Regions from separate parts of the Homo sapiens genome. Here region 2 is linked to region 1. A link is an interaction called in ENCODE POLR2A ChIA-PET data of the cell type or tissue named here. Cell type or tissue: PC-3. All regions are shown on one strand. Each heading gives the region's core, and the rest is flanking DNA. Links, peaks and the distances in the headings are about the cores only.

Region 1 (15,874 bases), core at 7,022-12,021:
AGCAGATGTGGGCACCATGCTTCCTGTACAGCCTGCAGAACAATGAGCCAATTAAACCTCTTTTCTTTATAAATTATCCACTGTCAGGTATTTATAGCAATGTAAAAACAGACTAACAGCCTCCAACTATGTCCTCTTCCCAAGGAGTGCCCTTGCAATGATTCAAAGCCTGGGCCAGGAATTGAGTGTTTTACCGGTGGGTAAACCATGGCTTATCCATTAAACGTTGCAGCATAATTTATCTTTCAACAACCCCAGTCTCTCTTTCTCTTCCGCCTTTCAGAGTCACTGGTGCAAGGGCTCACACAGTTACTCACGGATTTAACATTATTTTTCCTCTTTTCTCACATGCCTGGGACTTAGACAACTAATTCAGCTGTTTTAGAGGATTTAAAAGGTTAAAGTACAGATCTAACACGTCTCGCAATTCTCTGCTTCTGGGTCAGCAGTTTTTTTGGGTTTTTTGTTTTTTTTTTGAGACAAAGTCTTGTTCTCTCGCCAAGGCTGGAATGTAATGGCACGATCTGGGCTCACTGCAACCTCTGCCTCCCAGGTACAAGTGATTCTCCTGCCTCAGCCTCCCGAGTAGCTGGGATTACAGGTGCCTGCCACCACACCTGGCTAATTTTTGTATTTTTAGTAGAGACGGGATTTCGCCATGTTGGCCAGGCTGGTCTCAAACTCTCGACCTCAGGCGGTCCGCCTGCCTTGGCCTCCCAAAATGCTGGGATTACAGGTGTGAGCCACCATGCCCAGCCTAGGATCAGCAGTTTTTGATCTTGTTCTTTTTTGCAGTGAGGAGTAGGCAAAGGGTCCAAAAGTTGCTCCTGGGTCGAGGGTGCATTGGAGAGATCAAGAGAGATTCAGAAGCAGGACAGATATTTGTGTTAGTAATGTTACAGGCACTTCAACCAGAGTGACTCCATCTTGAATAGGGACTGGGTAAAATGAGGTTGAGACCTGCTGTACTGCATTCCTAGGGGGTTAGACATTCTTAGTCATAGGGTGAGATAGGAGCTCGCAAGATACAGGTCACAAAGACCCTGCTGATAAAACAGGATGCAGTAAAGAAGCCAGCCAAAACCAAGATGGCAACAAATGTAACCTCTAATAGTCCTCACTGCCCATTATATGCTAATTATAATGCATTAGCATGCTAAAGTCACTCCCACCGGCACCATGAAAGCTTAGAAATGCCATGGCAACGTTCAGAAGTTACCTTATATGGTCTAAAAGGGGGAGGAAACCTCATTTCCAAAAAATCCCCACCCGTTTCCTGGAAAACATAATAATCCACTCCTCGTTTAGCATATGATCAAGAGATAACCATAAAAATAGCCACCCACTGGGAGGCGGAGGCGGGTGGATCACAAGGTCAGGAGATTGAGACCATCCAGGCTAACACCATGAAACCCCATCTCTACTAAAAATAAAAATAAATAAAAAAAATAGCCACCCAGCAGCTCTTGGGGCTGCTCTGCCTATGGAATAGCTATTCTTTTGTTTCTTTACTTCTCTAACAAACTTGCTTTCACTTTACTCTGGACTCACCCTAAATTCTTTATTGCATGAGATCCCAGAACCCTCTCTTGGGGTCTGGATTGGGACCCCTTTCTGGTGATAGTAATGGAAAGTCTAAAGTGTACTCAGAGGATAGTGTTGCATTCATGCTGGTCTCCATGGCAGTCCTCACATGTCCTGTTGACTGTATGTATTTATTTTTGAGAGAGGGTCTCACCCCATCACCCAGGCTGGAGTGCAGTGGCGCTATTGCAGCTCTCTGCAGCCTTGAACTCCCAGGCTCAAACGATCCTCCCACCTTAGCTTCCTGCATATGTGCCACCACACCCAGTTAACTTTTTTTCTCTCTTTTTGGTAGAGACAGGGTCTCACGATGTCGCCTAGGCTTGTCTCGAACTCTTGGGCTCAAGCGATCGGCCCACCTCGGCCTCCCAAAGTACTGGGATTACAGGCATAAGTCACTATTCCCTGCTTTGACTGGTATTTAAAGGAAAGCTTAAAGTCAAACATTGTGTTCACAGAAGGAGAAAAGTACACTGTACCAAGCTTGAGGATTTATACTTATCTACAAAATTGTTTGCAAATCGGTTTATACAAAAATGTGGCATTTTCTGGATTATCACATACTGGGTGGGCACAAAGAATAGTTCTGTGTTGGCACTGGGGAACAGGGAACTAGAGGCCTGACCCCGACCCCCTTCACATACACAAACACACACACACACTCACACACACACACTCACGCACACACCAGCTTCCTCAGAATCTCAAGGCAGGTTGGGTGTGGTGGCTTATGCCTGTATCCTAGTATTTTGGGAGGCCAAGGCAAACGGATTCCTTGAGCTCAGGAGTTCAAGACCAGTCTGGGCAACATGGCAAAACCCCATCTCTACTAAAAGTACAAAAATTAGCCAGGTGTGGTGGTGCGCATCTATAGTCCTAGCTACTCAGGAGGCTGAGGTGGAAGGATAGCTTGAGCCCAGGAGTTCAAGACTGCAGTGAGCCATGATCACGGCGCCACTGTACTCCAAGCTGGGTGACAGAGTAAGACCCTGTCCCCCCAGCCCCACCTAAAAAAAAACTCAAGGCAAATAGCACACCCAAGGTGATGCACGATATGGTGTCTACCCTTAGCTGAGCGCGAGGGCAGGAAGAAACAGGGTCTGCACGCCCTGCCATTTTGCACAGACACAGCACTCCTGAGCGTAGGAGGAGATGAAAGACAAACTCTTGACACAGCCAACCCCAGGCATGGGTGGAGAATTCCTCTCTTACAGATTCATCGGACTCGTCTAACCTTGCTCGTTGCTTCGGGGGTATTAGAAAACAGCAATGAGTATCATTGTCTCAGAGTCAGGGGCTAGTGAAATCAGGACCATGTCAGGCGATACAATTTGGGTACAGAAGAGAGGCTTGGCAAGAAAGGGGTTTGGGCCAAGGGAATAGGTAGGTTTCTCACTTAGGCAGACACCATTTAGACAACCAGAGCAGAATCATTCATCACAGTGCTTAGCTGGGCGTGGAGACACACATCACTTCTGGCTGGGGGCATTTGTGAATGTATAAATATACCCACGCGTCTCACAAGAAACTTGTCCTCTTGCCAAATTGTTCTCCAGCTTCTCATGTTAGAAACAAGAGAGAGTCCAATGTTAGGTTAATTCTCTTTCCCTTCTACGGAAATGCGTTTGCCCTTGGAAGCTTGCAACACTTCCTTTTTTTTTTTTTTTTTGAAATGAAATTTCCCTCTTGTCACCCAGGCTAGAGTACATTGGGCCAATCTCAGCTCACTGCAACCTCCACCTCCCGGGTTCAAGCGATTCTCCTGCCTCAGTCTCCCAAGTAGCTGGGATTATAGGTGTCTGCCACCATGCCCAGCTAATTTTTATATTTTTAGTAGAGAAGGGGTTTCGCCATGTTGGTCAGGCTGGTCTTGAACTCCTGACCTCAGGTGATCCGCCCACCTTGGCCTCCCAAAGTGCTGGGATTACAGGCATGAGCCACCGCACCCGGCCCAAGGATGCTTATTATTATTATTATTATTATTATTATTGAGATAGAATCTTGCTCTGTCACCCAGGCTGGAGTGCAATGGTGCGATCTCAGCTCACTGCAACCTCTGCCTCCCGGGTTCAAGTGATTCTCCTGCCTCACACTCCTGAGTAGCTAGGATTACGGTGCGCACCACCACACCCAACTAATTTTTGTATTTTTAGTACAGACGAGTTTTCACCATGTTGGCCAGGCTGGTCTCAAACTCCTGACCTCAGGTGATCGGCCTGCCTTGGCCTCCCAAAGTGCTGGGATTACAGGCGTGAGCCATTGCGCCCGGCAAGGACACTTATAATTGTTTGATTAAAGTTCCCACCTGGTCCTTTCCTCATTCTCCTTCAGTAGGAGACAGTTCTGGGTGTCTCCTTTCCTTTGGTCTCCCTTCCTCTGGTTGTGCAGTCCTCCCAAATTAGCCATTCTCTTTTAACCTGCTTACAGCTTTGTATTTGCCCAGCAACCAGGTCCAGCATCTAGAGTTTTTCAAGAAGTATGTGATGGCCAGGCACGGGAGCTCATGCCTGTAATCTCTTTGGGTGTCTGAGGCAGACAGATCGCTTGAGCCCAGGAGTTTGAGACCAGCCTGGGCAACATGGCGAAACCCTATCTGCACAAAAAAATACAAAAAACTAGCTGAGTGTAGTGGTGCATACCTTAGTCCCAGCTACTCAGGAGGCTGAGGCAGGTGGATGATTGAGCCTGGGAGGTCAGTGAGCTGGGATGGCACCGCTGCACTCCAGCCTGGGCGACAGAGTAAGAGCTTGCTTCAGAAAAAACAAAAAACAAAAAAAAAAAACAAAACAGAGAAGTGATATAAGAAATAACAGCTTCCATCTTTGTGGGTAAGGGATGAACAAACAGCACATCATGAGGCACCTGTTGGAGCCCAGGAAGAAAATGTCACCACTCCTGGGGCTCCCCAGGTGTAAGCAGCAGCTCTACCCTAAAGACAGGGCCCAAGAACAACTTCACTACCTGTGAAGCTGCCCTCCAAGTCTTCCAAAATCTGAAGGTTTAAAAGAATGACCATGTATTTGCTTATGATTTTACAGATCAGCAATTTGTGCTGGGATCAGCTTCCTTCTGCTCTGGCTTGGGGTTACCCATGCAGCTGCCGACATTCTGCAGGTGGGTAAACAGACTCAGCCTCTTGTTAGGAGGAGTGACAAAGTCACATTGCAAAGGGCTGTGCATTCAATGCCATCTTTGTCAGCAATCCAACACATCTGGTGACACCAGATTTGCAGGCAGAGTCCAGCTCTTCCCCTGTCCAATGCCTGGCAGTGTAGTTCTTCCTCCACAAAGAGCCCAGTCTTTCTCAAGGCCTAGGTCTGTCCCCAACACATCACTTTTCAGTCTGTTCAGGACTGTATCAGCCAACGTTTGTATAGTGCTTCCTGTTTCCAGAACTGTTGCAAGCACATTTAATGAGCACAGCAATCCTCTTGAAGTTGGTACTATCATCATTTCTGTGCTATAGATGAGGAAACTGACGCATAGAGAGTCTAAGTAATTTCCCCTGGGTTCACACGGTTAACAAATAGAGCTGAGATTGTTGGGCTTTGGAGTCCCCTCTCTTAAGTGCTCTACTGCCGTTTGGAGTGTGTGAAGCTCAGAGATGTTCGAAGTGTCCTCTTCCTTGGCATTCCTCCCCACTTCCTTTTTTTATTCCAAGGGAACCCAGCTACGGGATTCTCGGGGAACAGTGGCTGGAGCAGATGTCCCTGACTCTGTCTGTCCCCACAACTGCCTCTCTGAAGTAAGACAGCAGCCAGGGAGGCAATCACACAGGACTTGGCAAGTACATCTGAGATCCAGGGCTCCCTGGGGAAAGGAGCAGGTGAGGACTTGCTTTGTTTTGGTGCTGAGGTGAGAGATTGTCACTAGGGACCAGCAGCAAAAAGGAGAGCTTGCCTGGTCTTGCATTCTGGGGGAAAGTGCAGCCTCTGGGAGTTTCCCAAGAGGACTCAGCCAGAGTAGATTGGAGGCTGGGGAGGCATGCACAGTTTCAGAGTACCAGCTGGAGGTCACTGGGTGGCACTGCCCTCACCACACACCCACGCCTACACACACATAAAGTCTCAGTTACGTCCTCTGTTTCTTAATCCAGTTCTGAGTGCTTTCATAAGGTATAAAGTTGACTTCAAATAAGTGGTCATGTGACCAGGCAGTGAGACTACATCCAAGATCTTGCTGCTGGAACTGTCCATTTGGGACAACGCCATTGTATTGCTGCCACCAGGGATCTGCCACCAGCCCAGTGGACTCTTGATCTATCCATGCACAGTTGTAAGAAACTCTGTTTATCTTGGCCAGGCGCGGTGGCTCACGCCTGTAATCCCAGCACTTTGGGAGGCCAAGGCGGGCGGATCACGAGGTCAGGAGATCGAGACCATCCTGGCTAACACAGTGAAACCCCATCTCTACTAAAAATACAAAAAATTAGCCAGATGTGGTGGTGGGCGCCTGTAGTCCCAGCTACTTGGGAGGCTGAGGCAGGAGAATGGCGTGAACCCGGGAGGCGGAGCTTGCAGTGAGCCGAGATCGTGCCAGTGCACTCCAGCCTGGGTGACAGAGCGAGACTCCGTCTCAACAACAACGACAAAAAGAAACTCTGTTTTATCTCTGCATCTCTGTATCAATCTCTCAATATTCAAAGTCCCAGGAGCACCCAGGTGGCGGACTCTGCCCTGTGCTTGTGTTCTGGCTGCCATGAGCAGGGAGAGGGCCATCTGTCCTTCAGCTTCCCTGGCAGGAGAGGGACCCTTCCCTCTATGTATTCAACAATTGCAAACATCATAATGTTGTGCAACGGTCACCACTGTCCATCTCCAGAACTCTTTCATCATGGATAACAGAAACTTTGTACTCATTAAACACTAGGCTAGGCACTGTAGCTCATGCCTATAATCCCAGTACTTTGGGAAGCCGAGGCAGGTGGATCGCTTGAGCCCAGGAGTTCGAGACCAGCCCGGCCAACATGGCGAAACCCTGTCTCTACTAAAAATCCATAAAAATTAGCCAGGCATGGTGGTGTGTGCCTGTGGTCCCAGCTACTCCTTGGGAGGCTGAGGTGGGAGGATCACTTGAGCCTGGGAGGTTGAGGCTACAGTGAGCTGTGGTTGTACCCTTGCATTCCAGCCTACAGAACAACAGAGCAAGACTCCATCACTAAAAAATAAATAAATAAATAATTTTTTTGTTTTGAGGTGGAGTCTCGCTCTGTTACTCAGGCTGGAGTGCAGTGGCGCAATCTTGGCTCACTGCAACCTCCACCTCCCTGGTTCAAGCAATTCTCCTGCCTCAACCCCCTGAGTAGCTGGGATTACAGGCACGCGCCACCACACCCAGCTAATTTTTGTATTTTTAGTAGAGACGGGGTTTCACCATGTTGCTCAGGCTGGTCTCGAACTCCTGACCTCGTGATCCGCCCGCCTCAGCCTCCCAAAGTGCTGGGATTACAGGCGTGAGCCACTGCTCCCGGCCAAAAATACATAAATTTAAAAGTGAATTTAGCAAAATCTCAATACACAGGTAATTAAACAAACCATTGCATTTCTATATGTCAGCAATGAAAAAATAAAGAAATGAAATTTTAAAAACAAGGTTGTTTACAATAACATCAAAAAGCACCAAACAGAGGGCGGGTGCAGGCTCGGAATCGTTCCCATGGCCTCCCCGGTTGGAGCCCGGCGAGCCGCGCGCAGAGGAAGGTAGAATTAGAAGATCATGTGACGTTGGAGTAGGGGGATTTATCTTGGTGACTTTGGGATGCTGGTTTCACTGGAGGTATAATTATGCAAAGCAAAGAATCCAGGAAAGAATTGCCAGAGAAGGAATGAAAACTAAGATCTATGAAAGTACTCACCTTGAGCCTGAAAGAAAAGAAACCAACAGCAACAGCGGCAATCGAACAATCTTTTTTTTTTTTTTTTTGAGACAGAGTCTCCCTCAGTCGCCCAGGCTGGAGTGCAGTGGCTCGATCTCCGCTCACTGCAAGCTCCGCCTCCTGGGTTCACACCATTCTCCTGCCTCAGCCTCCCGAGTAGCTGGGACTACAGGCACCCGCCAACACGCCCGGCTAATTTTTTGTATATTTTAGTAGAGACTGGGTTTCACTGTGTTAGCCAGGATGGTCTCGATCTCCTGACCTCGTGATCCGCCCACCTCGGCCTCCCAGAGTGCTGGGATTACAGGCATGAGCCACCGCACCCGGCCAATCGAACAATCTTGAGCATAGAGAACCAGACCCCCTGAAGTCAGCATGAACAAAGCTAAGATCAACCACATAAGACATTTTCTGTACAATAAGTTCTTAATCAGTAAATAAAGTATGTTTAAGTTGAAAAAAAAAAGGACCAAACGCCTAGGTATACATTTACGGAAAAATGAGCACAATTGCATACTGAAAACTATGAAATATTATTGAGAAATTAACCCAAATACATGGAACTATATATAATGTTTCTGGATATCCCATTTACTCACATTAACCTATAATGTGATCCCAACCAAATCCCAAGAGGATTCTTGTAGAAATAACAAGCTGATTCTAAAACATTTGGAAATGCAAAAGGCCAAGAATAGCCAAGGCAATACTGAAGAAATCCCACAAAGCTAGAGGGCTTACATCACACATATCTAGATGTTTACGTAGCTAAAGTAATTAAGGCAATGTGGTATTGCCACGAAGATAGACTGACCCAAGGAAAGCAGTAGCGTCCAGACAAGATGAAGAAAACTAAGAGAATTGTCCCCAGAAGAACTGCCCTGAAAGAATAACTAAAGGAAGCTCTTCAAACAAGAAGGAAATGATAAAAGAAGAAAACATGGAACATGGGGAATAAAGAAAACAATGGAGCCGGGCACGGTGGCTCACGCCTGTAATCCCAGAACTTTAGGAGGCCAAGGCGGTGGATCACTTGAGGCCAAGAGTTTGAGACCAGCCTGGCCAACGTGGTGAAACCCCATCTCTACTAAAAATACAAAAATTATCCGGGTGTGGTGATGCGCACCTGTAATCCCAGCTACTCGGAAGGTTGAGGTGGGAGAATCGCTTGAACCCAGGAGGCAGAGGTTGCAGTGAGCTGAGATCATGCCACTGCACACCAGCCTGGGTGACAGAGTGAGACTCTGTCTCAAAAAACAAACAAACAAGAAACAAAAACAGAATGCTAAAAGCAAAATAATCCACAGGAAGGCAGGAGAAAAAGGTGATGGTGGGGCAGGTGGAGGGTGGAGGGAAGAAACAGCAAGCCAGGCAAAGAGGAATGCAGGAACAAGAATGGGGCGAGACAGCAACATGCACGTGTGGGGCCTACAAGACAGTAGGTGATGCTGTTGCAGAAAATATAACGCAGGAATCTTACTAGAGCAGCAGGCGAGGTCCAGCTCATTGGGAGCCCTGAATGAGAGGCATCAGAGCTTGGGCTTATTTTCTAGATGCTGGGCCTGAGGATAAAATTCAACTTGTGAATTCCCTGAGAGAATATTGTTTTTCAAAATTGGTAGTCCCCAGCTACTCTCCTGCTATTTCATCTATGCAGAGTCAGCCACTTTCAAATCTTCCAGCTGAGCCTTTGGCATTTACCTCCATACTTCGAAATTACATGTGTGCGTTGACAATTATGTTTTAGATTATCTACTGATGTCTCCCAGGGAAGATGAGGATCCGGCTCCCGGCCCTGCCCCACCCTCCCACACGTGCACATTTCCTTCGTGCGCATTTCCTACACGCATTTTTCCTCTGCTCTCACTCAACAACAATCAACACAGAAGACTTCTGTGACCAGATGTGTGCAGATCTCTCCCCACCAACAAGCAAGCAATCAATTCTGCAGCGGACACCAGCTGGGTGTCCTCTAATTCAGTTCACTTCTGAGACCATCTGCCTGGAGACAGCATCAGATCACGGGTTGAGGGCTCAGTCCCACAAGACTGCTCCCTCCCACTTCCAATTCCCATCACAACCCCCAGGGGTTGTATTACCTGTGCTACTGACTAACCAGCTATAAATTTGGGTTCCCATGACTCACTCCTCAAGTTCAATTAAATTGCTAGAGTGGCTCACAGAGGCAGGAAACACTTATGTTTACCAGTTTAATTGTAAAGGATATCACAATAGATACAGATGAAGAAATGCATAGGGCAAGGTATGGGGAAGGGACACGGAGCTTCCATGCCCTTCCTGGGCACCCTGCCCTCCTGGAACCTCCACATGCTCCGCTATCCAGAAGCTCCCCAAACTCTGTCTTCTTGGGCCTTCTATGAAGGCTTCATTGGATAGGCACGTTTGACGACCATGTAGAAATGAAATTAAACAAAAATGGTTTGGCCGGGCACAGTGGCTCACACCTGTAATCCCAGCACTTTGGGAGGCCAAGGCAGGTGGATCAACTGAGGTTGTGAGTTTGAGACCAGACTGGCCAACATGGTGAAACCCCATCTCTACTAAAAATACAAAAATAGCTGAGGGTGGTGGCGTGCACCTGTAATCCCAGCTACTTGGGAGGCTGGGGCAGTAGAGTCGCTTGAACCCAGGAAGTGGAGGTTGCAGTCAGCCAAGATCGCGCCACTGCACTCCAGCCTGGGCAACAAAAGGGAAACTCGGTCTCAAAAAAAAAATTAGTTTCTCATTTATGATAAAATAACATTTTTTTCAAAATGTTGACATTTTCAAGAAGTTAAAAAAAAAGTCTTCCCATTAATGAGTTTATAAAAAAAAATAAAAAAGAAACTTCTTAAACCCTGAAAAGCAGTAGGCTCTAATTTCGTGAATCTCAAGTGCTAATAATCCATTTTCTGACTGATCTAGAATATCCGGTTCATATTCAAATTTAAGCCATCAACTGTATTTTCTTTTTCCAAACTCGGTTTCTACTCAGCTTCAATTCAATGCATAAATTTGTCTTTTTATAAACTCTTGAAATACAACTGCAACAATTTTCATCATTGCTTTTTTTCATAAAATAATCAATCATCTAAAAATGGTTTTGATTGAAATGACAAAAACAGCCTCTGACACATAATTAGAACATCTAATACATTTTGATTAGGAACTTGCTCGACATTCATGCCAGTTTCAGATACTGAGAAATAAATTGATTTTAGTAAAAATATGTTTTTACAAAATGCTTACATGTGGTTGTTTTAGAACATAGAGTACTCGAAGTTTTGATCTCTTGGTTTTGCAAATCCGTAATCCATAGTTCATCTTATGTGAAAAGCATGTATATATACTTTTAAAGACTTTGATTGAAGTTAAGGATAACCTTATAGTTTTGAAATATCTAATGAAGCATATTTCAGCTAAAAAGAAAAATTTAGGTTTTTGTTAGGGAAAATTTCGAATATATACAAAAGTAGAGAGAATACTGTAATGCACCCTCATATCCCCATTATACAGCCCCAACAATGAGCCACACTCATAGCCAATTTGTTTCATCTGTGTCCCCATCCACTCTCCACTTCCGGCCCAGACTTGGTTATTTTTAAAGAATTCCATGTATCATATTCGTTTGTAAATATTCAGTATGTATTATTAACAATAAGGACACTTTTAAAAAATAACCACAATGCTACTATCACACATTTTCTTTCTTTCTTTTCTTTTGAGACGGAGTCTCATTCTGTCTCACAGGCTGGAGTGCAGTGGCGTGATCTTGGCTCACTGCAACTTCTGCCTCCTGGGTTCAAGCGATTCTCCCGTCTCAGCCTCCTGAGTAGCTGGGATTACAGGTGCCCGCCACCCACCCCAGACTAAATTTTGTATTTTTAGTAGAGACAGGGTTTTGCCATATTGGCCAGGCTGGTCTCAAACTCCTGACTTCAGGTGATCTGCCCGCCTTGGCCTCCCAAAGTGCTGGGATGACAGGTGTGAACCACTGCACCTGACCTCTTTCTTTTTAAAAATAGAGATGGAGTCTCACTAGGTTGCCCTGGCTGGTCTCAAACTCCTGGGCTCAAGATATCATCTTGCCTCAGCCTCCCAAAGTGCTGGATTACAGTGTGAGCCACCGCACCTAGCCACACATTTTAAAATTTAACAATTCCTTAGATTTATCAAACATCCAGATCAATTTTCCTGATTCAAAAAATAGAATTTTAAGATGACAAATCAATGAGGAAGTCAACATTAAATTAAAAACCATTGCGGCCGGGCGCGGTGGTTCACGCCTGTAATCCCAACACTTTGGGAGGCCGAGGCAAGTGGATCACTTGAAGTCAGGAGTTCGAGACCAGCCTGGCCAACACGGTGAAACCCTATCTCTACTAAAAATACAAAAATTAGCCGGGTGTGGTGGCAGGTGCCTGTAATCCCAGCTACTCTGGAGGCTGAGGCAGGAGAATCGTTTGAGCCCGGGAGGTGGAGGTTGCAGTGAGCTGAGATTGCGCCACTGCACTCCAGCCTGGGCAATACAGTGAGACTGTTTAAAAAAAAAATTGCAAAAGATGAACTGCCAGCATGAGGAACTCTATAGCCCCACTTTCTAGTGAAAGTGGACTCCAGCCTGGTCAACGTGGTGAAACCCTGTCTCTACTAAAAATACAAAAATTAGCCAGGTGTGGTGGCAGGTGCCTAGACACTTCTAAGTAAACAGAAAGTAAGAGGATTTATTGCTAGCAGACACACATTACAAGAAATACTAAAGGAATCTTCAGGCTGAAACAAGATTCAAATACACATGAGACAAAAAAAAAAAAAAACAACTCTGGTAAAGGAAATTCTGTAATTATAAAAAGTATAATTTTATAATTATATATTATATAATTGTATTTACATACAGTCATCCCTTATTATCCATGGGGGATTGGTTCCAGGACTGCCCGTATAACCAAACCAAATCCACACATACTCAAGTCCCATAGTTAGCCCTGAAAAACCCATGAGAAGTAGGCCCTCTGTGTCTGCAAGACCCTGTCTCTGCAAAAATTAAAACAAAAATAAATTAGATGGGTATAGTGGCACATGCCTATAGACCTGGCTACTTGGGAGGCTAAGGCAGGAGGATCGCTTGAGCCCAGGAGTTTAAGACTGCAGGAGCCAGCTGGGCACGGTGGCTCACGCCTGTAATCCCAGCACTTTGGGAGGCTGAGGCGGGCAAATCATGAGGTCAGGAGATCAAGACCATCCTGGCTAACATGGTGAAATCCCATCTCTACTAAAAATACAAAAACTTAGCTGGGCATGGTAGCACACGCCTGTGGTCCTAGCTACTTGGGAGGCTGAGGCAGGAGAATCAAGGCAGCTTGAACTCAGGAGGTGGAGGTTGCAGTGAGCCAAGATCATGCCACTGCACTCCAGCTTGGACAACAGAGTGAGACTCCGTCTCAAAAAAAAAGAAAAAGACTGCAGGAGCCATGATTTCACCACTGTACTACAGTCTGAACAACAAGAGTGAGACTCTGACTCAAAAAAAAAAAAAAAAAAAAAACAGTAAGAAAGAAAAAAAAACAGTAAGAAAGAAAGAAAAAAGTAACGCAGGTCTCCAGGGATGCCTTTATACACAGCTGAACAGGTTTGCAGCTGATAGAGATCTGGGCCTCAGATGGAGACTAATTCAGGAGTCACAAACAGAAAGCTGGTTGTTGAAACCATGAGAACAAAGAGTTGCAGGCTGGAATTACTGGGAGCTAAGTGTCAAATTCAGAGAGACAGATGCAGCAGAATTAGAACTGGAAAATGTGGACTCCCTTTGGAAGGATGATGGTTGCTAGTGACTTCAGTGGGTACAATTTCAATGGCATCGTAGGTAAGGAAGTCAGATGCAAAAAGAAGCAGAGACAGAATAGACTCTCTACCAAGAACTTGGATGAAAGAAAAAGAGAGTAGCTATGAAGGGGGCCAGCTCCATGGCGTTTTTTGTTTGTTTTGCTTTGCTTTGCTTTTTAGGATGAGCTATTTGGGGCATGTTCATAGGCTGTGATAAGGACCTTGCAGAGGGGGCAGGGAGGGCTGCTGAAGCAAGAGCTGAAGAATGGGAGGTCACAGTGAAGAGGCTGGCTCTCCCTGGAAGGAGGAGAGTCTGGAGCAATAAGGTGAGGGTGCATGGGCAGGATCATGCTGTGAGCAGAGGGACCAACTGACCTTTTGTTCCAGGCTCTTTTCAAGAACGTTGGTATAGGCCAGGTGCAGTGGCTCACGCCTGTAATCCCAGCACTTTGGGAGGCCGAGGCGGGCGGATCACGAGGTCAGGAGATCGAGTTCATCCTGGGTAACATGGTGAAACCCCATCTCTACTAAAAATACAAAAAATTAGCCAGATGTGGTGGCGGGCGCCTGTAGTCCCAGCTACTTGGGAGGCTGAGGCAGGAGAATGGCGTGAACCCGGGAGGTGGAGCTTGCAGTGAGCCGAGATCGTGCCACTGCACCCCAGCCTGGCGACAGAGCGAGACTCTGTCTAAAAAAGAAAAAAAAAAAAAAAGATTGTTGGTACAGCAGACTGCCTTGGAAGATAAAGATAGTGCCTCCCTCTGGAGCAGAGGGCAGATTTCCTCACTATCCAACGTAATAAAGATAATGTCTCCCTCTTGGACAAGAGCAGGTTTGCTTGCAGCCCATTATAAAAGATTCTGGTTTCCTTATCTCAGGGATTCTCAGCTGTGCTGCAAACCCATTGTGTGTGCAACACTCACCTGGGCCTCTCTGTATCACTCTCATGGGGCTTGAGGAGTAAAGAGAAGTGACACAAACATGATGCCTATGTTGCTTGCTGCACCATGAGTAATAAAGTCCTTTGTCTCTGATCCAGTAGTCTTGTGTCTTCTACCAGCATCCACAGAACTATGGCAGTTTCATTGGTTAGCTTGTAAGGAGAGCAAAATCTGCACAGTTCTTAACAAAAGATGACTTTGAACTTGGGGGCATGGGAAGTTGAAGGTCACTCCTGATGGGCTGCATTTTCTCACAGGTATGGCTGGGAAAAGAGGAGGCTTGAGGAAAGAAGTAAGTTCTAGAATCATTGTTGAGCAGGATAGAAGCTGGAGCTGAGCAAGGATAAGGAAATGGCTGATGTTGAGAGCCAGCTGAGGCCAAACTTGTGTTCCCAATTCACACTCTGGAATGAGCTACACCTGACCCCTGACCCCTGCAGCACTCAGCCAGGCCAGGGACAGGCAGCACAGGAGAGGCAGAGGCAAGAGTGAATCCAGGTCAGAGTTTTGCTGGGAAGAAAGCCAGGAACACAAGAGAATCTGGGTTACTGATGCAGGAGTAGCTCAGATTATAACCCAGGGAGTCCTGCCTAGATAGGAAAGAAAGCTGCTGAGAGAGGGTTGGCCCACTGGGAGAAAAGGGAAGGATGGAGACCCTGGAGGTCCTGTGAGGCTGAAGATGGGAGGAAGGAGAACTCCAGGTGGGTGGATAGGAGATCTTGGTGTGAGGGGAGTACTGCCATTTAAGGCATTGGAGGTGGACCTGGATTATTAACACAGATAGGGGGTTAACTCCCACACAGGAGGAGAGCACCCTCTCCCCAGCTCTTAAGACTGGAGTCCTGAGGCCTGGCGCAGTGGCTCGCACATGTAATCCCAGCAGTTTGGGAGGCCAAGGTGGGCAGATCACCTGAGGTCAGGAGTTTGAGACCAGCCTGGCCAACGTGGTAAAGCCCCCATCCCTACTAAAAATACAAAAAAAAAAAGCTGGGCATGGGGGTGCACTCCTGTAATCCCAGCTACTGGGGAGGCTGAGGCAGGAGAATCGCTTGAACCTGGGAGGTGGAAGTTGCAGTGAGCCGAGATCACGCCTCTGCACTCCAGCCTGGGTAACAGGCTGTTTCAAAAAAAAAAAAAAAAAAAAAGACTAGAGTCCCGGCAGGGAGAGGCTGGGCTGTGTGTGGGGGCCAAGTTTGTAGGTTTGTAAGTGGAAGTTGAATAAATTACTAATGAATGATTCTCCTTTTCTCCATGAAGTAGAGGGTAAGGCACTTACTGAGAGCAAGGGCTAGGAGGGATATTTATGGGCACAGAGAGAAGGTCTGAGGAAATGTGAGAAGCCAGTGATCAGGGGATAAGTAACATCTACAGGAATTTTGACAAGTAAACCCATAAAGATTGAAATGAAAGTCGTGACACCATAAATTCCAAGTAGTGCCCATCTGCGGGGTAGCAAGATGAGTCTGGCTCTGCTGAGCAGTCTTGGGGTGAAGGAAAGAACTGGCCCAATGTGAGTGACCTCCAGTGACCCTGACTTGGTAGGAGTACTGAGACTGGATGGACTGAATGGCCATTCCTGACCACAGGCCCAGGCCCTGGGAGGTTTTCGGGAAGCCTTGCAATCAGACAGGTACCTGTTGCTGCACCCAGA
Region 2 (15,874 bases), core at 5,176-10,175, 200 kb before region 1:
ATCACCTGATGTCGGGAGTTCGAGACCAGCCTGACCAACATGGAGAAACCCCGTCTCTACTAAAAATATAAAATTAGCCAGGCATGCTGGAGCATGCCTGTAATCCCAGCTACTCGGGAGGCTGAGGTGGGAGAATGGTTTGAAACCAGGAGGCAGAGGTTGCGGTGAGCTGAGATCACGCAGTTGCACTCCAGTCTGGGCAACAAGAGCAAACTCCGTCTCAAAAAACAAACAGGAATAAGATTTGTTTCTTGCATTTGGGGTAAGGTATTTTAGCAAGGATAAAGCACTCTGCCAAAGTGGGTAGTATTTCCTCATATCTGGCAAGGCGTGGTGGCTCATGCCTGTAATCCCAGCACTTTGAGAGGCCGAGGCTGGTGAGTCGCATGAGGTCAGAAGTTCGAGATCAGCCTAGCTAACATGGTGAAACCCCATCTCTACTAAAAAATACAAAATTTAGCCGGGCATGGTGGCATATGCCTGTAGTCCCACTGCACTCCACCCTGGGCCAGAGTGAAACCCCGTCTCAAAAAATGGTGAAAAAAAAAAAAAAGGCCAGGCACAGTGGCTCATGCCTGTAATCCCAGCACTTTGCGAGGCCAAGGCAGGCAGATCACCAGAGGCCAGGAGTTTGAGACCAGCCTGTCCAAAATGGTGAAACCCTGTTTCTACTAAAAATACAAAAAATTAGCCGGGAGTGGTGGCAGGTGCCTGTAATCTCAGCTACTCAGGAGGCTGAGGCAGGAGAATCGCTTAAACCCAGGAAGTGGAAGCTGCAGTGAGCTGAGATCGCACCATTGCACTCCAGCCTGGGCAACAAGAACGAAACTCTATCTCAAAAAAAAAAAAAAAAAAAGAGAAAAAAGTATTTCCTCGCATCTCACCTAGTCAAAACCCAGGGCCCACATACCCTACCTATCCCATGCATGTGAGACGCTCACACTATCAACATAAAAAGTCCCTTAGTATCACCTCATTACCAATAGCAGCACAACAACAAGTCAAGTTAGAGGTGAAGCTCAGCTCACCAATCAGGTTATTCTGATTTGGATCAGTTAGAAGGAAAGGTAGGAGAGGCTCAATATCTTGAAAACAATGCTCATTTGCATACATGGATAAATACTTAATGGCCCAGCATGAGTTCCATCAATACAGAGGCAGTGTGTATTCACTCCTGTGTTCCGTGAATAGATCTTCTCTTGGTGCCCTAAATTACATTTCCTATAATCATGTTAACAAAAAGGACAGATGTGTAGAACAATCTATCAGAGGCAGTCATAAAAGTATTTAAAGTCTCTGTTGCCAGAAAAAGGGGTCCCTACCCAGACCCTAAGGGAGGGTTCCTGGATCTTGTGCAGGAAGGAATTCAAGGCAAGTCACAGAGTGCAGTAAGAAGAGATCACTGGCCAGGCGCAGTGGCTCATACCTGTCATTTCCCAGCACTTTGGGAGGCCAAGGCAGGTGGATCACGAGGTCAGGAGTTCAAGACCAGTCTGTCCGAGATGGTGAAACTCTGTCTCTCCTAAAAATACAAAAATTAGCTGGGCGTGGTGGCGGGCACCTGTAATACCAGCTGCTTGGGAGGCTGAGGCAGGAGAATCACTTGAACCCGGGAGGCAGAGGTTGCAGTGAGCCAAGATTGCGCCGCTGCACTCCAACCTGGTTGACAGAGCAAGACTGCATCTCAAAAAAAAAAAAAGAGAGAAAGATCATCTATTGAAAGCTACTCATTTTGCAAGTAAGGCTTACGATATAAAAAATAAAACTAATTTTTTTAAATAAATAAGTAAAGCTACTCAGTTAGGCGGGGCATGGTAGCTCACATCTGTAATCCCAGGACTTTGGGAGGCTGAGATGGGGGGATCCCTTAAGCCCAGAGTTCAAGACCAGCCTGGGCTACACAGCAAAACCCCATCTCTACAAAAAATACAAAAAATTAGCTGAGCATGGTTGTAACTGACCAACGGGCTCACCTTGCCCACGGCCTAGACAGAGCCAATTTATCAAGACAGGGGAATTTGCAATACAGACAGTGTAATTCAGGCAGAGCCGGCTGTGTGGGAAACCAAAGTTTTATTATTACTCAAATCAGTCTCCCTGAGCATTCTGGGATCACAGTTTTTAATTCAGGATAATTTGGTGGGGGTGGGAGGGAAGGCCATTGAGTCAAGAGTGCTGACTGTTGGGTCAGAGATGAAATCATGCAGAACTGAAGCTGTCCTTTTGTGCTGGAGTCAATTCCCAGGTCAGGGGCCATAAGATCAGATGGGCCATTTTATCGATCTGGGTGGTGCCAGATGATCCATCGAGTGCAGGGTCTGCAAAACATCTCAAACACTGATCTTAGGAGCAGTTTAAGGAGGGTCAGAATCTTGTATCCTCCAGCTGCATGACTCCTAAACCATAAATTCTAATCTTGTGGCTAATTTGTTAGTCCGACAAAGGCAGTCTAGTCTCCAGGCAAGAAGGAACTTTGTTTTGGTAAAGGGCTGTTATCGTCATTGTTTTAAACTATAAACCAAGTTCCTTCCAAAGTTAGTTCGGTCTGTGCCCAGGAATGAATAAGAACAGCTTGGAGATGCAAAGCAAGATGGAGTTGGTTAGGTCAGATCTCTTTCACTGTCTCAGTTATAATTTTGCCATGGCACTTTCAATCTCTTGCTTTGGGTTTTTTTTTGTTTGTTTTGTTTTTGTTTTTGTTTTTTTGAGACGGAGTCTCACTCTGTCACCCAGGCTGGAGTGCAGTGGCACGATCTCACCTCCTTGCAACCTCTGCCTCCCGGGTTCACACCATCCCCTTCCTCAGCCTCTCGAGTAGCTGGGACTACAGGTGCCTGCCACCACGCCCGGCTAATTTTTTGTATTTTTAGTAGAGATGGGGTTTCACCGTGTTAGCCAGGATGGACTCGATCTCCTGGCCTCGCTTTGGGTTTTATAACACCTTAATCTTAAGGTGTTGGCTAATGAATATGGAAAAAGGGTGAAGACTGCTCTAACTTCTTCCTGCTGATCATGGGTGTAATGGGGGTAGGTGCTGACCCCAAGGTGAGAGGAGTGGAACTCCTTTGCAATTGTCTGAGTGTACTCATGCGGTAGCTGGGATTACAGGTGCATGCCACCATGCCCAGCTAATTTTTGTATTTTTAGTAGACAGAGGGTTTCACCATGTTGGCTAGGCTGGTCTTGAACTCCTGACCTTAAGTGATTTGCCTGCCTCGGCCTCCCGAAGTGCTGGGATTACAAGTGTGAGCCATGTGCCCAGCCCTCCACTGTACGGATAAACCACATTTTATACATTTACACGTGGATGGCATGTCAACTGTTTCTAGTTTTTGACTATTATAAATAACGCTGCTCGGAACACTCAAGTGCATGACTTTGTGAAAGTAAATTTCTAAGAGTTAGAGTTGCTGAGTTGTATGGTCGGTTTATGTGTAATATTTTGAGAAACTGCCAAATTGTTTTCCAAAATAGATGTACCATTTTACATTCTTGTTAGCCATATGTGAGGGTTCCAGTTTCTCCAAATCTTCATCAATACTTGTTATTATCATTTTTATGACAGTAATTGTTTTTGTTGTTGTTGTTTTTGAGACAGAGTTCTGCTCTGTCACTCAGGCTGGAGTGCAGTGGCACAATCGGGACTCACTGCAACTTCTGCCTCCTGGCTTCAAGCGATTCTCCTGCTTTAGCCTTCCGAGAAGCTGGGATTACAGGTGCCCACTACCACACCTGGCTAATTTTTTTTGTATTTTAGTAGAGATGGGCTTTCACCAAGTTGGCGAGGCTGGTCTTGAACTCCTGACCTAAAGTGATCCGCTCACCTTGGCCTCCCAAAGTGCTAAGTGTGAGCCACCGTGCCCAGCCCAGTAATTGCCTCAGAGGCATCTGAAACCAGAGCGACTCTATCTTGAATAGGGGGTGGGTAAAATGAGGCCAAGACCTAATGGGCTGCATTCCCAGGAGGTCAGGCATTCTTAGACACAGGATGAGACAGGAGGTCAGCAGGACTGGTATCACAAGATACAAGTCTTAAAGACCCTGCTGATAAAACAGAATGCAGTAAAGAAGCCAGCCAAACCCACCAAAAGCAAGATGGTAACTAAAGTGACCTCTGGGCCAGGCACGGTGGTTCAGACCTGTAATCCCAGCACTTTGGGAGGCCAAGGCAGGTGGATCCCTGAGGTCAGGAGTTTGAGACCAGCCTGGTCAACATGGTGAAATCCTGTCTCTACGAAAAATGCAAAATTAGCCAGGCGTGGTGGTGCATGACTGTAATCCCAGCTACTCGGGAGCCTGAGGTAGGAGAATTGCTTGAACCTGGGAGGCGGAAGTTGCAGTGAGCTGAGATCATGCCATTGCACTCCAGCCTGGGTGACAGAGTGAGACTTGGTCTCAAAAAAAAAAAAAAAAAAATGCTGCTCTGCCTATGCAGTAGCTATTATTTCTTTTTCTTCCTTTTTCTTTTCTTTTCCTTTTTTTTTTTTTTTTTTTTTTGAGACAGAGCCTTGCTCTGTGCCCCTGGCTAGGAGTGCAGGCCATGATCTCAGATCGCTGCAACCTCTGCCTCCTGGGCTCAAAGCTGGAACTACAGGTGCATGCTACCAAGCTTGGCTAATTTTTTAAGTTTTTTGTAGAGACGGAGTTTTGCCATGTTGGCCAGGCTGGTCACGAACTCCGGGCCTCAAGTGATCCACTCTCCTCAGCCGCCCGAAGTGCTGGGATTACAGACGTGAGGCACCACACCCGGCTGGAGTAGCCATTCTTTTATTCCTTTTTTTTTTTTCAGACCGAGTCTCCCTCTGTTGCCCAGGCTGAAGTGCAGTGTGCCATCTCGGCTCACTGCAACCTCTGCCTCTCAGGTTCAAGCGATTCTCCTGCCTCCACCTCCCAAGTAGCTGGGATCACAGGCACGTGCTGCTGCGCCCAGCTGATTTTTATATTTTTGGTACAAATGGGGTTTCATCATGTTGCCCAGGCTGGTCTTGAACTCCTGACCTCAGGTGATCTGCCTGCCTTGGCCTCCCAAAGTGCTAGGAATACAGGTGTGAGCCACTGCACCCAGTCTGAGTATGGTATTAATAGAAGGATAAATACAGGAAATTCTAAGTATACCCTCTACACTGAAACATAGAAACACATCTTAAGGTTATTTTACTGCAGTCAATCAGTTCTGTAGCAGCAAGAAAAGTGTATAGACAGCTATGCACTGCCCTCACTGTTCTGTAGCCAGACAACAAATAATAATGTACCATTAAAGGGCTTTTTCAAACAGGTTATTATGTGTGTCATTTTCTTTCTTGAAAAAAAGATTAATAGCAGCAACAATCCATTGCGAGTTGGCTATTACCCACAGACAAATGGCCACACCAATACAAAGAGACTACAGCACAAAGGAGAAGGCTGTTTAATTGGAAAGGATTTCATAGGTGACCATTACAGAGGCAATGCTTCCCTCTGTGCCAAATTAAGTGATTCCTTACTGGACACTTAAGCCAGCTTTTGGACTTTTTACCTCCCTTAAGGATACCACTTCAGTACTAGCTCCAAGAAAACCCTTTTAGCCAGATACTTAGTAAAAAGAGAAAATAGCAAAACCGAAGGCTAAGCCAGGCACAGTGGCTCACACTTGTAATCCCATCACTTTGGGAGGCCGAGGCAGGTGGATCACTTGACACCAGGAGTTCGAGACCAGCCTGGCCAACATGGTGAAACCCGTCTCTACTAAAAATACAAAAATTAGCTGGGAGTGGTGGCGGGTGCCCGTAATCCCAGCCACTTTGGAGGCTGAGGCAGGAAAATCACTTGAACCCAGGAGGCAGAGGTTGTAGTGAGCCAAGATCACACCACAGTTCTTCAGCCTGGGCAACGGAGGGAGACTCGGTCTCAAAAAAAAAAAAAAAAAAGGAAAAAGAAAAAGAAAAAAAGAGAAGAAAAGGCTATAGGAGTGGCTGGAATAGCAAGAAGAAATGCAGGAGAAATCATGGGGAAAGGGGGTATGAGATGATGCATCTGATCAGATAATAAAACATGCTGGAGTTTTTTTCCCCTAATAGAATATTTAGGTGACTTGTAAGCTTTAAGCTTTGGGCAAGGTTGGGGGTGGGAACAAGGTGGGAGAAGAGAAATGCTTTGCAATAATGTTTGGGACACAGAGGTGTGGTTCTGCGATATAATTAGGAACCATGAGCCCAGCGCAGTGGCTCACGCCTGTAATCGCAGCACTTTGGGAGGCCGAGGTGGGTGGATCACTTGAGGTCAGGAAACCCAGTCTCTACTAAAAATACAAAAAATTAGCCGGGCGTGGTGACACATACCTGTAATCCCAGCTACTCAGGAGGCCAAGGCAGGAGAACTGCTTGAATCCAGGGGGGCAGAGGTTGCATTGAGCTGACATGGCTCCAGCCTGCGTGACAGAGCAAGACTGTGTCTCAAAAATAATAATAAGGCAGGACGTGGTGGCTCACACCTGTAATCCCAGCACTTTGGGAGGCTGAGGTGTGTGGATCACTTGAGGTCAGGAGTTCGAGACCAGCCTGGCCAACATGGTGAAAGCCCATCTCTACTAAAACTACAAAAATTAGCCAGGCATTGTGGTGGGCACCTATAATCCCAGCTACTTGGGAGGCTGAGGCACGAGAGTTGCTTGAACTGGGAGGCAGGGGTTACAGTGAGCCAAGATCGTGACAATGCACTCCAGCCTGGGTGACAGAGTGAGATTTTGTCTCAAGAGTTCCCTAAGTTTTAAATGTTCTCCAAGATTCCTTCTGTGTCTACATCTTATGATTCTGAATCTATTGCATTTCCATATTTTCTTTTTTTTTTTTTTTTTTTGAGATGGAGTTTCACTCTTGTTGCCTAGGCTGGAGTACACTGGTGCGATCTTGGCTCACTGCAACCTCCGCCTCCTGGGTTCAAGCAATTCTCCCGCCTCAGCCTCCCGAGTAGCTGGGATTACAGGCATGTGCCACCATGCCTGGCTAATTTTGTATTTTTCGTAGAGACGGGGCTTTGCCACGTTGGTCAGGCTGGTCTCGAACTCCTGACCTCAGGTGATCCTCCTGCCTCAGCCTCCCAAAGTGTTGGGATTACAGGCATGAGCCACCATGCCCTGCCTCATTTCCTTATTTTCTAAATCATAATAGAGCAACAGCTCACTGGTTGCTAACCACTTCCCGAGAGTCACCTTGAGGCTCAGACCTTTACTAGATGTGATATAATAAGAAATATATTTGGTCTTTGTCCTCAGTGGCACAGAACTCCTACAAGCCTTGGAATTTCCTGAAAGACAGGAGTGTCTTTGGTTGTTATGAGCCTCTCTGATAACACATGTACTGAGGTGACAAAGGGTGGGGTCCCCATATAGTCTCACAAATGACTGGTCACCAGAAAGACCAAGTGATTAGAAGGTTGGGCGTTTCATCCCACCCACTGATCTCCTGAAAGGGCAGGGAGGAGGCTGCCATTAAGCTGCATAAAATCTCTCAAATCTGGAGACGTGATGAGCTTCGAGGTTGGTGAATACATGGGGTGCTGGGAGGGTGGCATCCCTGGACGGGGCATAGAGGCTTTGCATCCCCACCCCAAGCTCACCTTACACATCTCTTCCATTTGGCTCTTCTTGAGTTGTATCCTCTACAATAAACTGGCAATTTTAAGTAAATTGTTTTCCTGGGCCAGGCATGGTGGCTCCGACGTGTAATCCCAGCACTTTGGGAGGCTGAGGTGGGAGGATTGCTTGAGCGTGGGAGTTCAAGACCAGCTTGAGCAACATAGTGAGACCCCATCTCTACATAAATTTATTTAAAACATTAACCGGGCGTGGTGGTGCGCACCTGTGGTTCCAGCTACTCGGGAGGCTGAGGTGGGAGGATCACGTGAGCCCAGGAGTTTGAGGCTGCAGTGAACTATGATAGCACCACTGCACTCCAGCCTGGGCAACAAAGTGAGACCCTGTTTCAAAAAAAAAAATGTTTTCCTGAGTTCTGCAAGCCATTCTAGCAAATTATCAAATATGAGCTGGGGATTATAGGAACTCCCCTCCCTTTACAGCTGGTCAGTAAGAAGTATGGACGGCCTGGATTTAGGACTGGCATCTGAAGTAAGTGGGGGTAGTGTCAGAGGCATTTGAACTGGGGCAACTCCAACTTAAATAGGGGCTGGGTAAAATGGGGCTGAGACCTGCTGCCCCGCATTCCCAGGATGTCAGGCATTCTTAGTCACAGGATGAGACAGGAGGTCCTCAGGACTGGTATCACAAGATACAGGTCATAAAGACCCTGATAATAAATACAACAGGATGCTGTAAAAGAAAAAGAGCCAGCCCAAACCCACCAAAACCAACACAGCGACTAAAGGGAACTTTAGTCATCCTCAACCTCATTATATGCTAAGTATAACATATTAGCATACTAATAGACACTCCCACTAGAGCCGTGACAGTTTACAAATGCCGTGGCAATGCCCAGAAGTTACCCTATATCCCTATATTGCTTAAAAAGGGAGGAACCCTCAGTTCTGGGGCTTGCTCGCTCCTTTTCCAGAAAACTCTTAAAAAATCCATCCCTTGCTTAGCAACTGATCAAAAAACAACCTTAAAATAAACCAACAGTCCTCAGGGCTACTCTGTCTATGGAGTAGCCATTCTTTTGTTTCTTTACTTTCTTTTCTTTTTTCTTTTTTCTTTTTTAATTGAGGAAGAGTCTCGCTCTGTCGCCCATGCTGGAGTACAGTGGTGCGATCTCAGCTCACTGCAACTTCCACCTCCTGGGTTCCAGCAATTCTCCTGCCTCAGCCTCCCAAGTAGTTGGGACTACAGGCGCCTGCCACCACAGCTGGCTAATTTTTTGTATTTTTAGTAGAGATGAGTTTCCACCATGTTGGTCAGGCTGGTCTCGAACTCCTGACCTCGTGATCTGCCTGCCTCGGCCTCCCAAAGTGCTGCAATTACAGGCATGAGCCACCGTGCCCAACCGAGCCTCAGCTTTCCAAGTAGCTGGGGCTACAGGCTCGTGCCACCATATCCAGCTAATTTTTTTTTTTTTTTTTTTGGTATTTTTAGTAGAGATGGGGTTTCACCATGTTGGCCAGGCTGGTCTCAAACTCTTGACCTCAGATCCACTTCGGCCTCCAAAGTGCTGGGATTACAGGCATGAGCCACCGTGCCCAGCCTCGGAATTCTTTCTTGTGTGAAATCCAAGAACCCTCTCTTGGAGTCTGCATCAGGATCCCTTTCTGGTAATGGTAGTCTTGTGGGACTGAGACCTTACTTAACCTGTGAGGGTCGGTGCTAACTCCTGGTAGTGTCAGGATTGAACTGAATTGTTGAACACCCAGCTGGTGCTGCAGAGTCGGCTGGTGTGGAAGAGAAACCCCCAGAGATTTGGTGTTGGAAGTCATCAGACTAGTCAATGTCGAGGATATTAGACTGTAGACTGTACGATGTAGACTGTAAATGACAGTCCTTCCCCCCAAGAGTTAATATAGTTGTGAGAACAAGAAAAACACATGGGGGAAAAGGAAGCAATGCAAGATGAGGTGTGATTCAGTCTGTGGGAACTTCACTAAAGTCAGGAAAAGGCTGCTGTGGTCCGAAAAGGCTTCACAGGGAGGTGGGACTTATGCCAGGTCCTGAAGATGAATAGGATTTGGATAGAAGGAAGGAGAAAGAGAGGTCATTCCACAAAGAAATACAATATGAACAAAGGCAGAGATGTTGAAGTAAAATGTATTCATGAAACAAGAATAAAATAAATGTGTCTACAGAAAAGGGTATGTTTTGGAGACTGGCATGGTTTTAGAGTCTTGAAGTTTTGGTTTTGCATGGAGCAGGTATGGTTTTGCAGGATGAGGTTTTAGGAATTGTTCAGTGTCAGGCAAAGAAGTATGGGCCTGATCGGCCAGGCGTGGTGGCTCACACCTGTAATCCCAGCACTCTGGGAGTCTGAGACAGGTGGATCACGAGGTCAGGAGATCGAGACCATCCTGGCCAACATGGTGAAACCCCGTCTCTACTAAAAAAATACAAAAAAAAAAAAAAAATTAGCCGGGCGTGGTGGCGGGCACCTGTAGTCCCAGCTACTCAGGAGGCTGAAGCAGGAGAATGGTGTAAACCCGGGAGGTGGAGCTTGCAGTGAGCTGATCTGGTAGGAAATTAGAAAGCACCACCATTTTCTGAATGGAGAAATTTAATCAAAATTACAACATCCCTCATCTTCCACTGATTGTCAACATCATGAAAGATGTGTAGTCATCCCAGTCATCCCTCAGATACCAAAACCTGCAGATGCTCAAGTCCTTGATATAAAATAGCATAGTATTTGCATATAACCTACACACATCTTCCTGCATACTTTATAATTTTTTTTTTTTGGGAGATGGAGTCTCGTTCTGTCACCCAGGCTGGAGTACAGTGGTGCAATCTCAGCTCACTGCAACCTCCATCTCCCAGGTTCAAGCAATTCTCCTGACTCAGCCTCCCAAGTAGTTGGGATTACAGGCTCACGCCACCACGTCTGGCTAATTTTTTTTTTTTTTTTTTTTGGTAGAAACAGGTTTTCGCCATGTTGGCCAGGCTGGTCTCGAACTCCTGACCTTGGGTGATCCGCCCGCCTCAGCCTCCCAAAGTGCTGGGATTACAGGCATGAGCCCGTAATTACTACAATTCTAGATTACTTACAATACCTAATACAATGTAAATGCTATGTAAATAGTTGTTATACACCATTGTTTAGGGACTCATAAGAAAAAAAGTCTGCACATGTTCAGTACAGATACAATTTTTTTCCCCATATTTTCGATCCATGGTTGTTTGAACCTACAATACAAAATGGTTATGGAGGACTGACTGTGGTTAAGAGTACATTTTCGGCTGGGTGTGGTGGCTCATGCCTGTAATCCCATCACTTTTGAAGGCCGAGGCAGGTGGATCACGAGGTCAGGAGCTCGAGACCAGCCTGGCCAGGATGGTGAAACCCCGTCTCTACTAAAAATACAAAAAAAATTAGCTGGGCATGGTGACGGGCACCTGTAATCCCAGCTACTTGGGAGACTGAGGCAGGAGAATCGCTTGAACCTGGGAGGTGGAAGTTGCAGTGAGCCCAGATCACACCACTGCACTCCAGCCTGAGTGACAGAGTGACACTCCATCTCAAAACAAAAAAAAAAAAAAAAAAAAAAAAAAGAGTACATCTTCTTCAGATTTTTTTTTTTTTTTTTTTTGAGACAGAGTTTTGCTCTGTCGCCAAGGTTGAAGTGCAATGGCATGATCTTGGCTCACTGCAACCTCTGCTTACCAGGTTCAAGTGATTCTCCTGCCTCAGCCTCCTAAATAGCTGGGATTACAGGTGCCTGCCACCACGCCTGGCTAATTTTTTTTTTTTCTTTGAGACGGAGTCTCGCTCTTTCACCCAGGCTGGAGTGCAGTGGCGTGATCTAGGCTCACTGCAACCTCCACCTCCTGGGTTCAAGCAATTCTCCTGCCTCAGTCTTCTGAGTGGCTGGGATTACAGGTGCGCTCCACCACGCCCGGCTAATTTTTTAGTAGAGACGGGGTTTCACCATGTTGGCCAGGCTGGTCTCGAACTCCTGACCTCAGGTAATCCACCCACCTCAGCCTCCCAAAGTGCTGGGATTACAGGTGTGAGCCACCACACCCAGCCCAGATGAGATTTTTAAAAATCCATCTCTCCTTGTATTAGCTTGCTACTGCTGCTATAGCAAATTATCACATTGAGTGGCTTAAAGGCAACACAATTTTATTATCTTACACTTCTGGAGGTCAGAAGTGCAAGACGGGTCTCCTGGGGCTAAAAGTAAGGTGTCAGCAAGGCTGCTGCATTGTTCCTGGAGGCTCTAGGGGAGAAACTGTTCCTTTGCCTCTTCCACCTCCTAGTGGCCACCTAGATTCTATGGCTTGTGGTCCCTTCCACTGTCTTCAATGCCAGCAACAGCAGACTGAATCTTTGTCCCAATGCATCACTTTGACTCTGACCCTGACCCTCCTGCCTCCATCTTCTGTTGTGGGAAGTCAGGGACCCCGAATGGAGGGACCGGCTGAAGCCATGGCAGAAGAACACGGATTGTGAAGATTTCATGGACATTTATTAGATCCCCAAATTAACACTTTTATAATTTCTTATGCCTGTCTTTACTGCAATCTCTGAACATAAATTGTGAAGATTTCATGGACACTTATCACTTCCCCAATCAATACCCTTGTGATTTCCTATGCCTGTCTTTACTTTAATCTCAATCCTGTCATCTCGTAAACTGAGGAGGATGTATGTCGCCTCAGGACCCCGTGATGATTGCGTTAACTGCACAAATTGTAGAGCATGTGTGTTTGAACAATATGAAATCTGGGCACCTTGAAAAAAGAACAGGATAACAGCAATGTTCAGGGAACAAGACAGATAACCTTAAACTCTGACCGCTGGTGAGCCGGGCGGAACAGAGCCATATTTCTCTTTTTTCAAAAGCAAATGGGAGAAATATTGCTGAATTATTTTTCTCAGCAAGGAACAGCCCTGAAAGAGAATGCGGCCCTGAGGGTAGGCCTCTAAAATGGCCCCCTTGGGTGTGGCCATCTTCTATGGTCGAAACTGTAGGGATGAAATAAGCCCCAGTCTCCCATAGTGCTCCCAGGCTTATTAGGACGAGGAAATTCCCGCCTAATAAATTTTTGATCAGACTGGTTGTCTGCTCTCAAACCCTGTCTCCTGATAAGATGTTATCAATGACAATGCGTGCCCGAAACTTCATTAGCAATTTTAATTTCGCCCATCCTGTGATCTCGCCCTGCCTCCATTTGCCTTGTGATATTCTATTACCTTGTGAAGCATGTGATCTCTTTGACCCACACCCTATTCATACACTCCCTCCCCTTTGAAAATCACTAATAAAAACTTGCTGGTTTTGCAGCTTGTGGGACATCAAGGAACCTACCGACATGTGATGTCTCCCCCAGATGCCCAGCTTTAAAATTTCTCTCTTTTGTACTCTGTCCCTTTATTTCTCAACCCGGCGGATGCTTAGGGAAAATAGAAAAGAACCTACATGACTATTGGGGGCAGGTTCCCTGATAATCTTCCACTTTAAGGACCTGACATTATATTGGGCCCATTCAGCTAATTCCAGATAATCTCCCCATCTCAAGGTGAGCTGATTAGCAGCCTTAATTGCACCTGCAACCTCAATTCCCCGTTACCATGGAACTAACATATTCACAGGTTCCAGCAATCAGGACATGGACAAATTTAGGCGGGTCCTTATCTGCACTTACCTGCTCTGCCATCTTGGATATGTTACTTGATCTCTCTGTGCCTTGGTTTTCTCATCTATAAAATGGGGATAATGGTTTCTAGTTGATAATTACTTGTAACATGCTTTAAAGAGAGCCCGGAAAAAAAAAAAAGAAAGAAAAGAAAAATAAAAGAACGCCTACACCGGGTGCAGTGGCTCATGCCTGTAATCCTAACACTTTGGGAGGCTGAGATGGGTGGATCACTTGAAGTCAGGAGCTCGAGACCAGCCTGGACAACATAGTGAAACCCCCTCTCTACTAAAAATACAAAAATTAGCTGGATGTGGTGATGCAGACCTGTAATCCCAGCTACTCAAGAGGCTGAGGCAGGAGAATTGCTTGAACCCTAGAGGCAGAGGTTGCAGTGAGCCAAGATAGTGCCACTGCACTCCTGCCTGGGCAATATAGTGAGACTCTGTCTCAAAAAAAAAAAAGGGTGCCTGGTATGTAGGTAAGCACTCAATATATATTAGTGATGTCTCTAGCAGAGAAAATTCGCTTTGGAAGGTCAGGCCGTGGAGGGCACCATGGCACTGTATGAAATGTGCTGGGCTCATCTAGCATATTAAGGATTCAGTGTTGAATAGACGTGAGTGCCCTGCACTGGGCTATTCTTCTTTCACTGGTTTCAATGGTTTCTGATCCAGAAAGGGATAAAATGAAAGAGTTGATCTCTCGGGGCGGGGGGGAACACAAAGAAAAAAGAAAAAAAAAAAACAAGCAAAAAACCAAAACCAGCTGTATAGCAAACCCAAAGCGCTTCATTCTGCAAAATAATGGGACAGGCCAAAATGGTTCCTAAGTCAAAGGGTTTGCCAGAGCCAAGGCAATGTTCTTTAGTGGAAAGCAAGCTCTGGCTGCCAAACAAATCATTTCCTGCAGAATAGGGTACAGCTTGGGGGGCAGCCACCTGTGGGAGGAGAGCCAGCCCAGACACCCCGTGCGGCTCCCCCACGGCACATGGATTCAGCAGGCTACCTCCCCAGCGCGCCAACCACAAAGAAGTAGAGAAGAAAACATCTGTTTTTTCCTCAACATGTTCTCACAGTGTCTACAATATGAGTCATCAAATTGCTTTCGGTTCAGTGACAATTATCCCAAAAGATCCCTTTCTAAGATATAAAACTGAGAAAACTAAACCAATTTAAAAAAAAAAGTTAAACAGGCTTAGAATGTAAACAAAAAAGACTGAAGAATTGGAAATATCTGACAACATTTTCAGGAAGTAAAAGAAAGAGGACCTGTGAATTGAAACGAAGTCAAAAATAAATGCTCAAAGGAGCCTCCTCTGGACTAGACTTCTCTAAAGCTGCAATCTGCTTGTTCTCTAAATTATCACACAGAAATAGGGCAGAACTACTCTTGATAAGAACATCAAAACTTCCAGATTTAATAGCAGCTCAGAAAACCAGTAAATCATAGCCCAATGCTGCAGGGAGGTGTCCAGGGCACATTCACACTATTTGCACACAAAGTTAAAAAGAAGGTCAAGTTTGACCTTCTACCTTCACACAAATATACATCCTAGTATTAAGATTTAGTATATTGTTGATCAAGGACCAAAAAACACACAAAACACACAAAATGTCAAGTTAGAATATTTCTTTTTTTTTTTTTTGAGATGGAGTCTGGCTCTGTCGCCCAGGCTGGAGTGCAGTGGTGTGATCTTGGCTCACTGCAACCTCCACCTCCTAGGTTCAAGGAATTCTACTGCCTCAGCCTCCCGAGGAGCTGGGACTACAAGGTGTGTGCCACCACGCCCGGCTAATTTTTGTATTTTTAGTAGAGATGGGGTTTCACCATTTTGGCCAGGATGGTTTCGACCTCTTGACCTCGTGATCCCAAAGTGCTAGGATTATAGGCGTGAGCCACCACGCCCGGCCGAGTTAGACTATTTCTAGGGAATATGTTTCCAATATTTATCAAGAAATATGAGTTTTAGGCCGGGCACGGTGGCTCACGCCTGTAATCCCAGCACTTTGGGAAGCTGAAGCAGGTGGATTGCTTGAGCCCAGGAGTTCAAGACCAGCCTGGCCAACACGGCAAAACCTGTGGTGGGTATGGTGGCGCGCACCTGTAATTCCAGCTACTCGGGAGGCTGAGGCACGAGAATTGCTTGAACCCAGGAGGCAGAGGTTGCAGTAAGTTGTGATCACGCCACTGCCCTCCAGCCTGGGCAACAGAGTGAGATGGTGTCTCAAAAAAAAAAAAGAAAGAAAGAAATATGAGGCCGAGGCCGAGCATGGTGGCTCATGCCTGAGGTCAGGAATTTGAGACCAGACTGGCCAACATGGTGAAACCCTGTCTCTACTAAAAATACAAAAATTAGCTGGGCGTGGTGGCTCATGCGTCAAGAGGCTGAGCCAGGAGGATCACTTGAACCCAGGAGGCAGAGGTTGCAGTGAGCCAAGATCACGCCACTGCACTCTAGCCTGGGCAACAGAGTGAGACTCTGTCTCAAAAAAAAAGAAAAAAAAAAAAAAGAAAAGAAATGTGAGTTGTAGAGAAAAGAGTTGTCTAATTATTTTACATGCTGGAAACCCAACCAAAATAACCCAAACAAACAAGCCA

Evidence for each region. ChIA-PET counts read pairs that join two places held together with the same protein. Peaks named below come from ENCODE experiments on the same cell type or tissue, not always from the same donor. Only the 100,000 strongest peaks of a DNase experiment are listed, where the experiment ranks them.
Region 2: POLR2A ChIA-PET joins it to region 1 with 7 read pairs; 3 of 35 experiments call an interaction of 5 or more read pairs at or near these places.

What each region holds. Positions count from the first base shown.
Region 1 is chr17:76,587,184-76,603,057 of GRCh38, reverse strand. No RefSeq gene overlaps it. Among named protein-coding and RNA genes, the nearest start is that of ST6GALNAC2, 9.3 kb to the right of the region's middle. RefSeq lists enhancers at 206-752, 753-1,300, 627-1,826, 15,531-15,874 and a silencer at 1,677-1,971. In PC-3, for the core only: a CTCF peak has its summit at 9,539; a DNase peak (open chromatin) is centred at 9,577; H3K27ac peaks cover 1,703 bases.
Region 2 is chr17:76,789,988-76,805,861 of GRCh38, reverse strand. It overlaps LINC02080 (long intergenic non-protein coding RNA 2080), which reads right to left and starts at 6,818. Exons shown (of 3, transcript NR_110837.1): 1 at 6,318-6,818; 2 at 1-1,677. It also overlaps a transcript of MFSD11 not described here. RefSeq lists an enhancer at 863-1,386. In PC-3, for the core only: no CTCF peak of the experiment used is centred there; a DNase peak (open chromatin) is centred at 8,231.